2 separate regions of the Homo sapiens genome follow, and region 1 is linked to region 2. Evidence: chromatin contacts called from ENCODE Hi-C or POLR2A ChIA-PET data. All regions are on one chromosome and are shown on one strand. The core of a region is the stretch at or near the end of the contact, and the rest is flanking DNA. Distances in the headings are between cores, read along the strand shown.

Region 1 (6,008 bases), core at 861-3,360, 41 kb before region 2:
AACCATATCAAAAACATAATGTTCAGTATCAATCAATCTAGGTATGATGTTTACATTTACACACTTGAGTTGTTGAACCCAGGTGTGGGAACTTACACTTTCATTTTGCATTCTGTGAACTTTAGTCAAGCCTGTTCCTCCGGCTGACTAAAATCTTTTTGGAACCTAATGCTGCCATCGTTCATAGTCCTAAACTTAGCTTTTTGTCTCATACATTTTGATATTCAGTCTCTTTCTAACTGCATTTAAGTTATTGGAGGGAAAACGTAAACAGGATAACACGGAGGACAGATCCCTGCAATAGATCTCCCAAAATCCACTACCACCTTTAGAGTTGCTATTCCCATCAGATTTTTCCTTTTGAATTCCAAATGCCTGTGCGCAGAAATAAGGACAACAAAACCTCTTTTCAACCAGGAGGAAGAAAGGAAACAAGTATTTGTTGAGCAACTGCTACATATCAGGAGCTTTTGGGCTAGATGCTTTATGGTAATTATATGCTATCTCATTTAATTTAATCTTCATTACAATGCGAAGAGAATGCTATTATTGTGATAGATTTATAGGTAGGTAAACTGAGGCTACAGAAAATGCAATAATTTTCCAAAGGCCATTTCATGATAATTGAAGGAGCTAGGATTCAAACCTAGGTCACCAGGTGCCATGTTGGTCCTTTATGTCTCTTTAGCTCACTCAGCTTCTTTCCTTCAAACTTCATTGTCCCTCAGACCCTTCTGAGAGGGTTATCTGCTCCCTGACTCAGCAGGAGAGAGCAGCGAGATAAGGTTCAGGTAGCGTACGTACACTCACTCCAGTAAGACATCCCTAGTGGCCATATCAGGACTCCACACAGCTGCTACCATTCCCACTGCAGGACTTTGCATACCATTACCTGGAAGTGCTTGGGATCCTCCAAGTACTTCTATTGCTTCGCATTTTTTTCCATTTGGAGGATAAGCCTTATGTCTGTCATGATATTCTGTGAGGCAGAGTTTATTCCTACTTCTTTTCTTTGAAGCTGTTTTTACTCCTCCTCCTCCTCCTCATTCATCTCTTATTCTCAGCCTCCTCATCATTCCTCCTCCTTCTCCTCTTTCCTCCTCTTCTCCATTCAACTCCTCTTCCCTTCCTCTTCTTCCTTACCATCCTCTTTCTTCATTTCTTTTCACCTTCCTCTCCTTGCTCCAACTCTTTTCCCTTCAACTCTTCCTCCTCTTCCTTCTTGTTGTTCTATATCTTCTTTTATGTTCCCTTCATCTTTGGCTTTGATGGTCTTCAGTGGGATCATCACTATTTTGTGTAACATGGGACACTGTTTATTCATTAATTCAACAAATTCTTCCGAGGTGCTCATTACATACCAGGATTTGAGCTTGGTGCAAGGGTCATGACAGTGAATGAGGTCCCAGCACTGTCCTGGTAAATTTTTGACACTTGTGGAAAGAGAGACAAGTAAGCCATTGGTTAGGATGTTGTGCAATGCAGGCTATAACAGGTGGAAGAGAAGGTGCTACTTGAACACACACAATGACTCTTTAAGTCAGTTTTGGGGTGTAGGGGAAGTAGTGAAGGCTTCCTAGAGGATCTGATATTTAAAGTGAGACCTAAGCGCGCAGATGCTTCCTCTGTGGAGAGCTTTATACTTACTGTTAGTTCTAAAGACACAGCTTCCTTTTTCTAACACTCTTGTCTCAGCTTTGGTTACTTAGACGTTATAAGGTTCTTGATATCTTATTGTATTTCCTCTAACCCTGCTACAAATTCTTCATTTTTTCCAATGTGTTCAACTTTGAAGAAGCATCCCTCTGTTCACTCCACTTCTCCTTGAATACAGCATTGAGTTGCATTATTGCAAACAGAGCTGGTTCTGACTTTTCCTCCCACCCCCTAATACCACAAATTTAGTGGTAGAACCACAAGTAGAATTTCCAGTGAAGAACTCTCTACTAGATGACACTGAATCAAACCTAACAGTGCTATCAATTAAAATTCATGTACTCTGTTGCATAAACAGGCGATTACATAAGTTGTGTGCTGACGGAGCAGTGTTGAGACACGCTGTCTGGCAATTGGTCTCTCTCGTTTGGTTGCAAGTTTCAGTTTCCTGGCAAGTCTTGTTTCGCCGTCCATCTGGTACAAGTGAGCACAGCAAGACAGCCAGGGTGAGCAGAAAGCCCACAGATACAGGAAAAGGTACTTAGCTTGCAGGTGATGTCAGTTCTTTCAGACAACTAGTCACTTTTTCCTTTCTGAAACTAGATTACAACCTATTTGTCTTTGGAGAGTTGACTGCTAGTGACACTGAAATTTTGGCTTAATTTGCAGACTGGGATGATGAGCATCTATTTTAGCTTCTTAGGGACATGCATAGAGCTGCTTATCTTGCTTGGCACAGGACATAGTTCTACTTTACATAAAGGTAACCACTAAGATTGGCCTTACCAGGGAGGAGAATAGAAAGCTGCCTCTGAGAAGTGCCAAGCTGAGACCCACACTTACTACATTCTATCCAGGGCCAGTCCTGCCTCAGCCACCAGCACCAAGGTTACTACAGCCTGAGTTTAGGTCATGTAATTTCAGTCTCTTTGGCAGCTTCATTAACTCTGAGTTCAACTGCTTCATCTGTGAAATGAGAATAATAACATTTACCTTGCATGATTGTTTTAAAAATTAAATAATTTCAGGGCATACATTAGATGTGCAATAGATATTCCATTTATTATTCATGGAATGTTTATTGAGCATCTACTATGAGCCAGGCACTGTGTTAGGTATGGAGTCTTGCACTTAACGTGATTATAGGTAATCTCATGGAGGAGACAACAATTTTTTACAGATAATTATACTAAGAATGCAATCGTTACAATAAAAATTAAGAAAATAAGCAGAGGAAATTAGTTGCTGCCACCTCTTAACCTTAGGTTCACTGCTAAATTCAAAATAAATTAGAAGTTATAATCTCTAAATATATCATGAGCAAGTAACATCATACTTTGGCAGTTCATTTCTTTGCAGCAAATTGGAGCCATTACATAATGGGTTTTATGATATATACCAGAAAAGTTCAAAGAGGGGTCTGGTGGATGATCCTTTGTTTTGCTTACATCCAAACCAAACAAAGCAACTAGTTAACTCAGCAACAAATCAACCAACCAACAGACATAAAAGAATTAAGCAGTAAGATGTTGCTAACATTACAGAAAACAATTGCCTTGACCTTTATCACAGAATCAAATAAAAATGATGAGAATAACTGATATTTATTAAGTTCTTTTCATACCCCAACTCCATGCTAAGCACTTTCCTGTATGTTCCTATTTATGCTTCATAATTCTTCCAGATGTAGTTTAATATCCATATTTTATAGCTGAAAGAATTAGTTAGAGAACAACTTGCCAAAAGTCACATTGTATAAAAGAGGCAAAGCTGAGATTCAAGTAAAGATTGTTATAACTGAAAAACCTGGTGCCTTAACCAGTACACCATAAGCATTTATCTAAAAATAAAATTACTTATGAACCAACTTCAGGAAATATTAAATTCCCACATTATGAATAAATTCCAGATGGATAAAATATCTCAATATAAAATACAAAATCACATGAAAATATTAAAATAGAAGAGAAATATTTTTATACAAATATAGTGAGTGAAGAAGCCCTTTTAAGTATGGTATAAAGCCCAAAAATCATAAAAGAAAGTAATGACTGATAAGACTAATTAAAACGTTAACTTTATTTACTTCAACAAAGTTAACTTAAGTAAACTTAAGTTTACTTAAATAAACTTTATTCACTTCAATAAAGGTGAAATGATAACTGAGAAAAATGTGTAATCTAGATAACAGACAAAGGATTAATATCTATTACATATAAAAAACCTAAGCTAATGAAGAAAACAGTGAGCTAATAAGCTAATAAAGAAAACCAGTTAAAGTAATAATAAGAATATAACTATCATGGTAAAATCATTAACTTTACTGACAAATAACAAATTAGAACCATAAGGTTGTATTGCATGAGACAGAGAAAAATAGAAAAATGAACAACAGAGGACTGATTAAATAACTTATGGTGTTTCATATGATGGACTTTGCAGCCATTCAAAAAATAGGTTGACCTATGTGTTCTGATAAGAAGAATGTAATTTATGATACAATTAAAAAGCACCTTGCTGGCCGGGCACAGTGGCTCACGCCGGTAATCCCAGCACTTTGGGAGGCTGAGGCGGGCAGATCACGAGGTCAGGAGATGGAGCCGGGCGTGGTGGCGGGAGCCTGTAGTCCCAGCTACTCAGGAGGCTGTGGAGAATGGCGTGAACCCGGGAGGCGGCGCTTGCAGTGAGCCGAGATCATGCCACTGCACTCCAGCCTGGGCGACAGAGCGAGACTCCGTCTCAAAAAGAAAAAAAAAAAAAAAAAAGCACCTTGCTGAGCAGTTTTATTTCATTTGTGTTATAAAACTGTATTTCTATATATTCAGAAAAAGAGCCTTGAAACGTAAGTACTCAGATATCATTAATAGTTACCTCTGGGGAATAGGAAGGATAGAGGAGGCTTCAGTATCTCTTTTTGTATTGTTTAAATTTCTCAACACACATACACATATAGACACATATATTTCTCTAAAAGCCTTAGAGAGGCATCAGAAATAAAACACTTAGTTGTTTCATAAAAGAGAAAAAGGAGAGATTGTTTATTCAAGAGCCAACTGGTCAAAATATGATTTTAGGCTATGGATGGTTGGATGGTCACATTTATACTATTCTGATGTAGCTATTTTGGGGAATGCCTGAAGATTGCTTTCTTACTGTTTCTCAAGATTCCAAAGGCCCCTTTTTTTTTTTTTGAGATGGAGTCTCACTCTATTGCCCAGGCTGGAGTGCTGTGGTGCGATCTCAGCTCACTGCAACCTCTGCCTCCCGGGTTCAAACAATTCTCTTGCCTCAGTCTCCCAAGTAGCTGGGATTACAGGTGTGCACCACCATGCCCGGCTAATTTTTTAGTAGAGACGGGGTTTCACCGTGTTAGCCAGGTTGGTCTTGAACTCTTGACCTCAGGGTATCCACCTGCCTCGGCCTCCCAAAGTGCTGGGATTATAGGTGTGAGCCACCCCACCCAGGCCCCAAAGGTTTTTTTTTTTTTTTAATTTCAAAAGTTCTATCTTGCTTTTTTTCCTGAAAAAAGTTTAAAAAGCCATATTTATCCTATTGGTGGTGAGGACAGGTCTCTTGTCCTGGAGAGGTGTGTCTTTAAGCAGGAGCCTTGTTCATGCTGCAAACACAGCCAACCACCCTCAGTGTTGAAGCTGCTGTTTGCACATATGGTTATGTCTCTAATTTTTCTTCATCTTAACTCCTAGTGGAAATTCCTGTTCTGGTTAGCAGCTCCCAACTTTTAAGTGCCAAGCCTGAGACAGAGGAGTCATACCATTTTAAGTAGATAATGTTGCTCATTAAAAGACAATAGAGTTTGATTAACTCTGAGCTGGATATTCATCAGCTGGGCTATGAAATTCTCATACCAGAAGTGTTACCATTTCACTGGCCACAGGGACACTCAAGACCTTCCTAGAAGGAAGTCGTTTTAAGACATCTTATTATTATGGTCAAGGTATTATAAGTAGGTTTATGAAACAAGAAAATTTGATGGAATTTGGATGGGATGAATGGCAAAAGGAGATGATTAATAAGTACATCAGTATCAAATTGGAGGGAGGTCTCTCATACTGTGCCATCTAGGTTCTACTCTTGGATCTACCTTGTTTTATATTAGTCAGTAACTTAGAAAAATCCATAAATTTTGATGATCAGGTTTGAGTGTGACATGAAACTAAGAAGAATGTCAAGTTCATTGGTAGAAACAGTGTTGAAAAATCTCTTAGCCACTTAACATGGTGGGAAAGACAACTGGGCCAAAAGTAAGATCTGCTCTGAAATCCCAAAAGGCATAGGCACAGATTCAGTGTGGAGGAATTTGTGGTTGAGAAACAGTATCTGTGACAATGTAT
Region 2 (5,828 bases), core at 1,938-4,437:
AGTAATGAGTTTTAAAATATAATTAATTTTAAGCTTATACAATTTGCTTTTGTAGACTGGTTAGGTTTAACAACTGGTTTGCAAAATTCCTGATGATTTATAATCGGCTCTCAGGATCCGATATGCAGTGGCTCCAGCACACCATTGTAAATAGCACCCTTGTGCATGGGGAACTACTGGTGCAGAGGGGAGGGTTGCCTACTTTGTGGGTTTGTGTTACATTTGTCTGGCTAGTCATTAGAAAAGACTTCAAAGGGGGAAAATGGAGGAAAGTAAGAAGGAAAGAATGGAGAATCCTTAAAGAATGAGTAGGAGTTAGACTGAATAAATGTTCATTTCTATGAACATTTATTGAGAACCTATAGGCATTGGCTTAGAGCTAGAGATACAAAGATGAGTAAGACACAAGCTTTGTTCTTAGAGTTCACAACTAATGGAAGAGGTATTCATTCGTTCATTCACTGATTTGATTAATCAATTAATAATTTATTGCTGCCCTACTTTGAGCTTCATGCCATGGATTTAATAGTAAAAAAGATATCGCACAAAAATACTTATGATGCAAAGTATTAAATGCTACAATAGAAATGCGTTTTCAAAATGTTATAAGAACATAGAGAAGGAAGGGATTAATTGTCTGGAAGGATTAAGAGCTTTTGTACAACCCTTTAGGTTACATTCCATATTTGCCTATCACTTTCTCCTTCCAAACTAATTGTCTCATTGTCTTTGAAAAGGCTATGGGCTTCCCATCTTTCTTGCCTTTTACTCTTCTGTGATCTGGTTGCTCTTACCCCATCTGCCTTCCAAATTTGAACCACTCCTTAAGACTCAGTTAAAATCTGACCTTCTTTTTTTTTTTTTTTTGAGACGGAGTCTCACTCTGTCGCCCAGCCTGGAGTGCAGTGGTGAGATCTCAGCTCACTGCAAGCTCCGCCTCCCGGGTTCACGCCATTCTCCTGCCTCATCCTCCCTAGTAGCTGGGGCTACAGGCGCCTGCCACCACGCCCAGCTAATTTTTTTGTATTTGTAGTAGAGATGGGGTTTCACCATCTTAGCCAGGATGGCCTCGCTCTCATCCGTCTCGGCCTCCCAAAGTGCTGGGATTACAGGTGTGAGCCACCGTGCCCGGCCAAAATCTGACCTTCTTCCTGAAACTTTCACTGACCTTCCCCAGGCCACAGCTCTATGTGCCCCCTCTGAGCTCCAGCAGCATTTGCCGACAATAAAGGTCTCTTAAGTATTTTTTTAATCATCAACTGTGTGTATCAGTGTTAAGATGGGGTGAACATACCATAAACACCACTGACATCTGAGTCAATAGATATCAGAATTCCAGGGCCCTGTTACATATGAGTGACAGAAAAAAAAAAGATTTGTAAATTTTTGCAATGTTATGAACTCTCTCCATGTTAGTGAATATAAGCATTTGGCAGAATATGAACCAAAAACGTGAGGATTTACAAAAGAGTCTGAGGCCAGGAGAAATCTGTATGGTATGGTAGGAATAAGATGGGTTTTAGCTACGAGGGGAACTGCTTAAATTCCTGTCCTTTCTTTTCTTAGCTGTATGTCCTAGGATGAGTTATTTAACTTTTTGGAGGCTTTTTTCCTTTACCTGGAAGTGAGAGGTAATACAACTACCTCACATGACCATTGTGAGGATTACTAGAAACATGAGGAAATTGATTGACTGATGCTCATTTTTCTGTCCTTTGTGTCTGGCACTAATATGTAATATGTATCTGTTAAAAGAATGATTGAGTTAGCTCTCAGCTATTACTATGAAATAAGTTAGAAACATCATTACACCGGACACAGTGGCTCACGCCTGTAATCCCAGCACTTTGAGAGGCCAAGGTGGGAGGATCACCTGAGGCCAGGAGTTCGAGACCAGCCTGGCCAACATGGTGAAACCTCGCATCTACTAAAAATGCAAGAATTAGCCGGGCATGGTGGCATGTACCTGTAATCCCAGCTACACGGGAGGCTGAGGCAGGAGAATTGCTTGAACCTGGGAGGCAGAGGTTGCAGTGAGCTGAGATTGCGCCATTGCACTCCAGCCTGGGCAACAGAGAAATACTCCATCTCAAAAAAAAAAAAAAAAAAGAAAAGAAACGTCATTACTTCTCCTTGCAATGGAGTAGACACATGGACATTTCCTCCGTTCATGTGACCAAAATAACAACTTATATTTGTAACTGATGAAGGAAATAAAACTAATGTTAAAAGAAGAAGTGAAATCTAGGACTCAGTGGATTTGTTAACATGATCTGGTTCCTTCCTACGGTCACTCATTTTAGATATGACTGTACCATTTCCTAAAGTCTCAGAGTACTGTAATTTTCCATCTGCTGGGGGTTCTGTCCTTTCCAAGTTGTCTGTGCTTGCAGAATTCTCAAGTTGTAGGCCAGTCTGAATTCCCTGTGGTGAGGAATGGAGAGAAAGGTGTATTTTTTAGGCACACAGTACTCTCTTCTATGTAGGTGGTTTCTGGAATTTTTATGTGCATTGGAAACACAGGGGGACGAAAGCAGTCATTATAAAGATTAAGACCTGTTATACATTCCACTTTAGTATCTTTGCATCAGTGACAACTTTAAAGAGCTGACATCTATTTACTGATTCAGGGCTAGGATTAGGTCACTAGATCATATGCGGCAGGCAGAATAATGGTCCCCCAAAAGCGTCCACATCCTAATCCCCAGAACCTATGAATAGGTTACCTTTCATGGCAGTCGTGATTAAGTTAAGGATCTTAACATAGGGAGAGTATCCTAGATTATATAGGTGGGCCTAGTATAATCCCAAAGATCTTCAAAAGGTGGGAGAAGCAAGACAGTCAGAAGAGAAGTCAGGATGGAAGCAGAAGCTGGAGTGATGTCATTACTGGCTTTGAAGCTGGAGGAAGGGGCAACAAGGCAACAGATGTACGTAGCCTCCAGAAACTGGAAAGGGAAGTAAACAGATTACTTCATAGAGCCTGCAGAAAGAGTACAGTCCTGCCTGTACATTGGCTTTAGGCCGGTGAGACTCATTTTAGATTTCTAACATCCAGAACTGTACAATAATAAATTTGTGTTGCTTTTAAGCCACTAAATTTGTGATGATTTGTTATACAGCCACTGGAAACTAATACACCATAGCTTCCTCCTAGCCGGTAAATTACAATGACTCATTGTTGCCCGGCCTAACAAGGCCCACCCCTCTGCTTTATTGTTCAGGGCCTTCATCATCTGAACCTCTGCTGAGGCTGAGCACTGTCTAAGGCTGAGCACTTTTCATTTCTTCTAGACACATTGGTGCTGTTACTGTTCCTCTAAAACTCCCAGAACATAGCACATACATATATATACACACTCTATTCCAGAACAACTGATTTCCACCTCTTCACATGTCCAAATTCTACCAGTTCTTCCAGCCTCATATCTGTTCCAAAAGTCTTCTCCATTTCATCCTAATTGATCTCTCTTATTATTTAACATTTATGACCCCTTCTATGGAGTTTGATACTTGATAACAGAGTGTATGTGAGAGGGATAGGACACATGTCTTATTTTTCCCCTTATTTTTCTTTCTTTGCTAAGAGCTAGATACATAATCAAACTCAAAAACCACTTGTTGTCTCAATCATTCTTCTGAATGTGGTGAGGTGCCAAGCTTTGGTCATGGGTTCCTTTGCTGAGCCCCAGATCCTATTAAAACTTCAGGTACCATCAGATCACAAAGTTAAATATTACAGTTTTTAAAGAATTTTGATTTTATTAAATACTTCTGAATGGCTGCCTGCTCTGCAAGTTTCTGGCTGGTGATAGACCCCATACCCAACATGGCCATGAAATTGCTTGATTGCATGGGAAGTCCAGAATTATGCACCAATTCTGAACAGTCTGCATCAAAAATATTTGTTCTGTTTTCTGTCTAAATTGATTACATCACCCTTCCTAACTTCTTAAAATTCACTAAATTCACTAATCCTAGTCTGGTTTAGCATTGACTTGCAAAATAGCAATAACTGGCTTTGTCTTTGTAAGTAGCACTTTCATCATTTGTAATGATATTGTCTATATCCTTGCCCATCTACTTCTCTCTCTCATTCTCTCTTGCGCACTCATGAAAGTAAAGTGTCATGTTTTGTGTCCTTTGGTTATATGTCACCAGTACTTTCTTTGAACTACAATGTATGCAGGTGTGAGGCATGAACCTAATATTTTACTGCTGATAGATGAATCTTCATATAAGTGCTATTTTTCAACAAAGCAAAACAAAATGTAGTGGAGGCAACAACAACACTGTCTCCCTGCTGACTACCCCCAAATTATTACAGGAACCACTTCCCCCATGTGACTTACTGAGCCTTTTTGCTCAACTTCGGCTATTGCCATTGGGATCCTGCTGCATCTTAAAAGGGAAGTGACTACTCTTTATGATGGACAAGATTCTCCTTCTCTAGCCTGATTAGATTCCCCATCCAGCATGTATTCTTATATACATAAGAAGCCAGATTTTTCCTCATAAATACTTAAATAAATATATAAAACTATAGTGAAGATTCCACTTTGTGCTGAGACTCAAGTGGCTTTTGCTGATTTCTGCATCAAAGCCCCAAGAGAACGCAAGCTGACCTAGAACCAAAGTCTTTCAAAAGTTGAGGACACAAGAATGCAGCATTCCTAAGGAAGATATTTCTAAAGACTGGGGAAATTCCAGTATTTAAACATTGTAGCACAGTTAATTATCCGTGTTGGAATGTGGAAGAAACCCACGAAATAGCCCTCCTGTTTTCTGACTGATTCTTACTCCAATCCATTCTCAGTATCACTGTGACAGTCATTTTTCTAAAATCCTTATCAGGTACAGCCAGTCCTTTGTTTTCAGTCTTCACTGAAGCCCATCCCCATACCTTGTTGAAGAATCTGGACCCTTCCTGCTTCTCCAGACTCAGGTCCTGTCACTCTCACCTCACCTGCCACAACCCAGCGATGTCCAGCTTCCTAGAGGTGCCCCAAAACACTGTGCTATTTCATGCCTCCATCCCATTGTTCACGGTTTGTCCTTCACAAGAAAGTCCCACTTCTGTGTCCATTTCACAAATGTCACTTCCTAGTCTTTGTTCAAAACCCAAATGTTCATCTCTGTATTATTTTTAATATGTAAAAACTGGGAATCTTATGGATTTCCACTACCATAGAATGAATAAATTGTTGTATATTCACACAATAGGATATTATATAACAATGAAATAGAGCAGAATGCAACTACACACAACAACATAGGTAACACTCACAAATAATTGAGCACAACAAGCCAGACACAAAAGAATACATGCTACTTAATTCACTTCATATCAAGTTCAACAATCATACAAAATTCATCTGTGGTATTAGAAGACAGGATAGTGGTGTCCCTTGAGGAGAATAATGGCTGGAGGAGGCAATATGGGGAACTCTGGGATGCTGGTAGTGTTTTCTTTTTTGATCTGGGTGCTAATTATATATGTGTGCTCACTTTCTGAAAATTTATTGAGATGTATTATGATTTTTTAACCTTTATGAATTATGTTTTAACAAAAAGTTGAAAGAAAACCCAAAGCCAACTCAAGCACTATTTTTGCAAGATAAAGGGAATTATTTACTTCTAGCTATCTCTGTATTGTGTGCATTTTTTCTTTGTAGTTGCTTTGGTCACACTGAATTGAAATGTACAGGGCTACATTTTTGTTGGATATTTTGCCTTTTTGTTGGATATTTTCTGTTTGCCCCTTTAGATTCCCTTTGCTTCCTTCTCTGGCACACTCTGTATTCCAGGAAAACTCTGTATTCCAGGAA

What was found. Hi-C counts contacts between places; a loop is a spot of excess contacts on that map. ChIA-PET counts read pairs that join two places held with the same protein, here RNA polymerase II (POLR2A). Pooled maps may share reads with other maps.
Region 1: a loop to region 2 is called in a map with no recorded cell type, with 1.9 times the contacts of the local background. The contact joins two enhancer-like sites. A Hi-C loop is called at or near these places in 10 of 37 single-sample maps with no recorded cell type and 5 of 50 pooled maps. POLR2A ChIA-PET finds 5 or more read pairs at or near these places in 1 of 52 experiments (MCF 10A).

Annotation. Positions count from the first base shown.
Region 1 is chr10:89,159,918-89,165,925 of GRCh38, reverse strand. No RefSeq gene overlaps it. Among named protein-coding and RNA genes, the nearest start is that of CH25H, 44 kb to the left of the region's middle. RefSeq lists an enhancer at 2,298-2,347. Within about 2 kb of position 2,110, at least 9 of the 41 ENCODE cell types and tissues checked have a DNase peak (open chromatin) inside an H3K27ac peak, as active enhancers do.
Region 2 is chr10:89,119,995-89,125,822 of GRCh38, reverse strand. No RefSeq gene overlaps it. Among named protein-coding and RNA genes, the nearest start is that of MIR4679-2, 59 kb to the right of the region's middle. Within about 2 kb of position 3,187, at least 2 of the 41 ENCODE cell types and tissues checked have a DNase peak (open chromatin) inside an H3K27ac peak, as active enhancers do.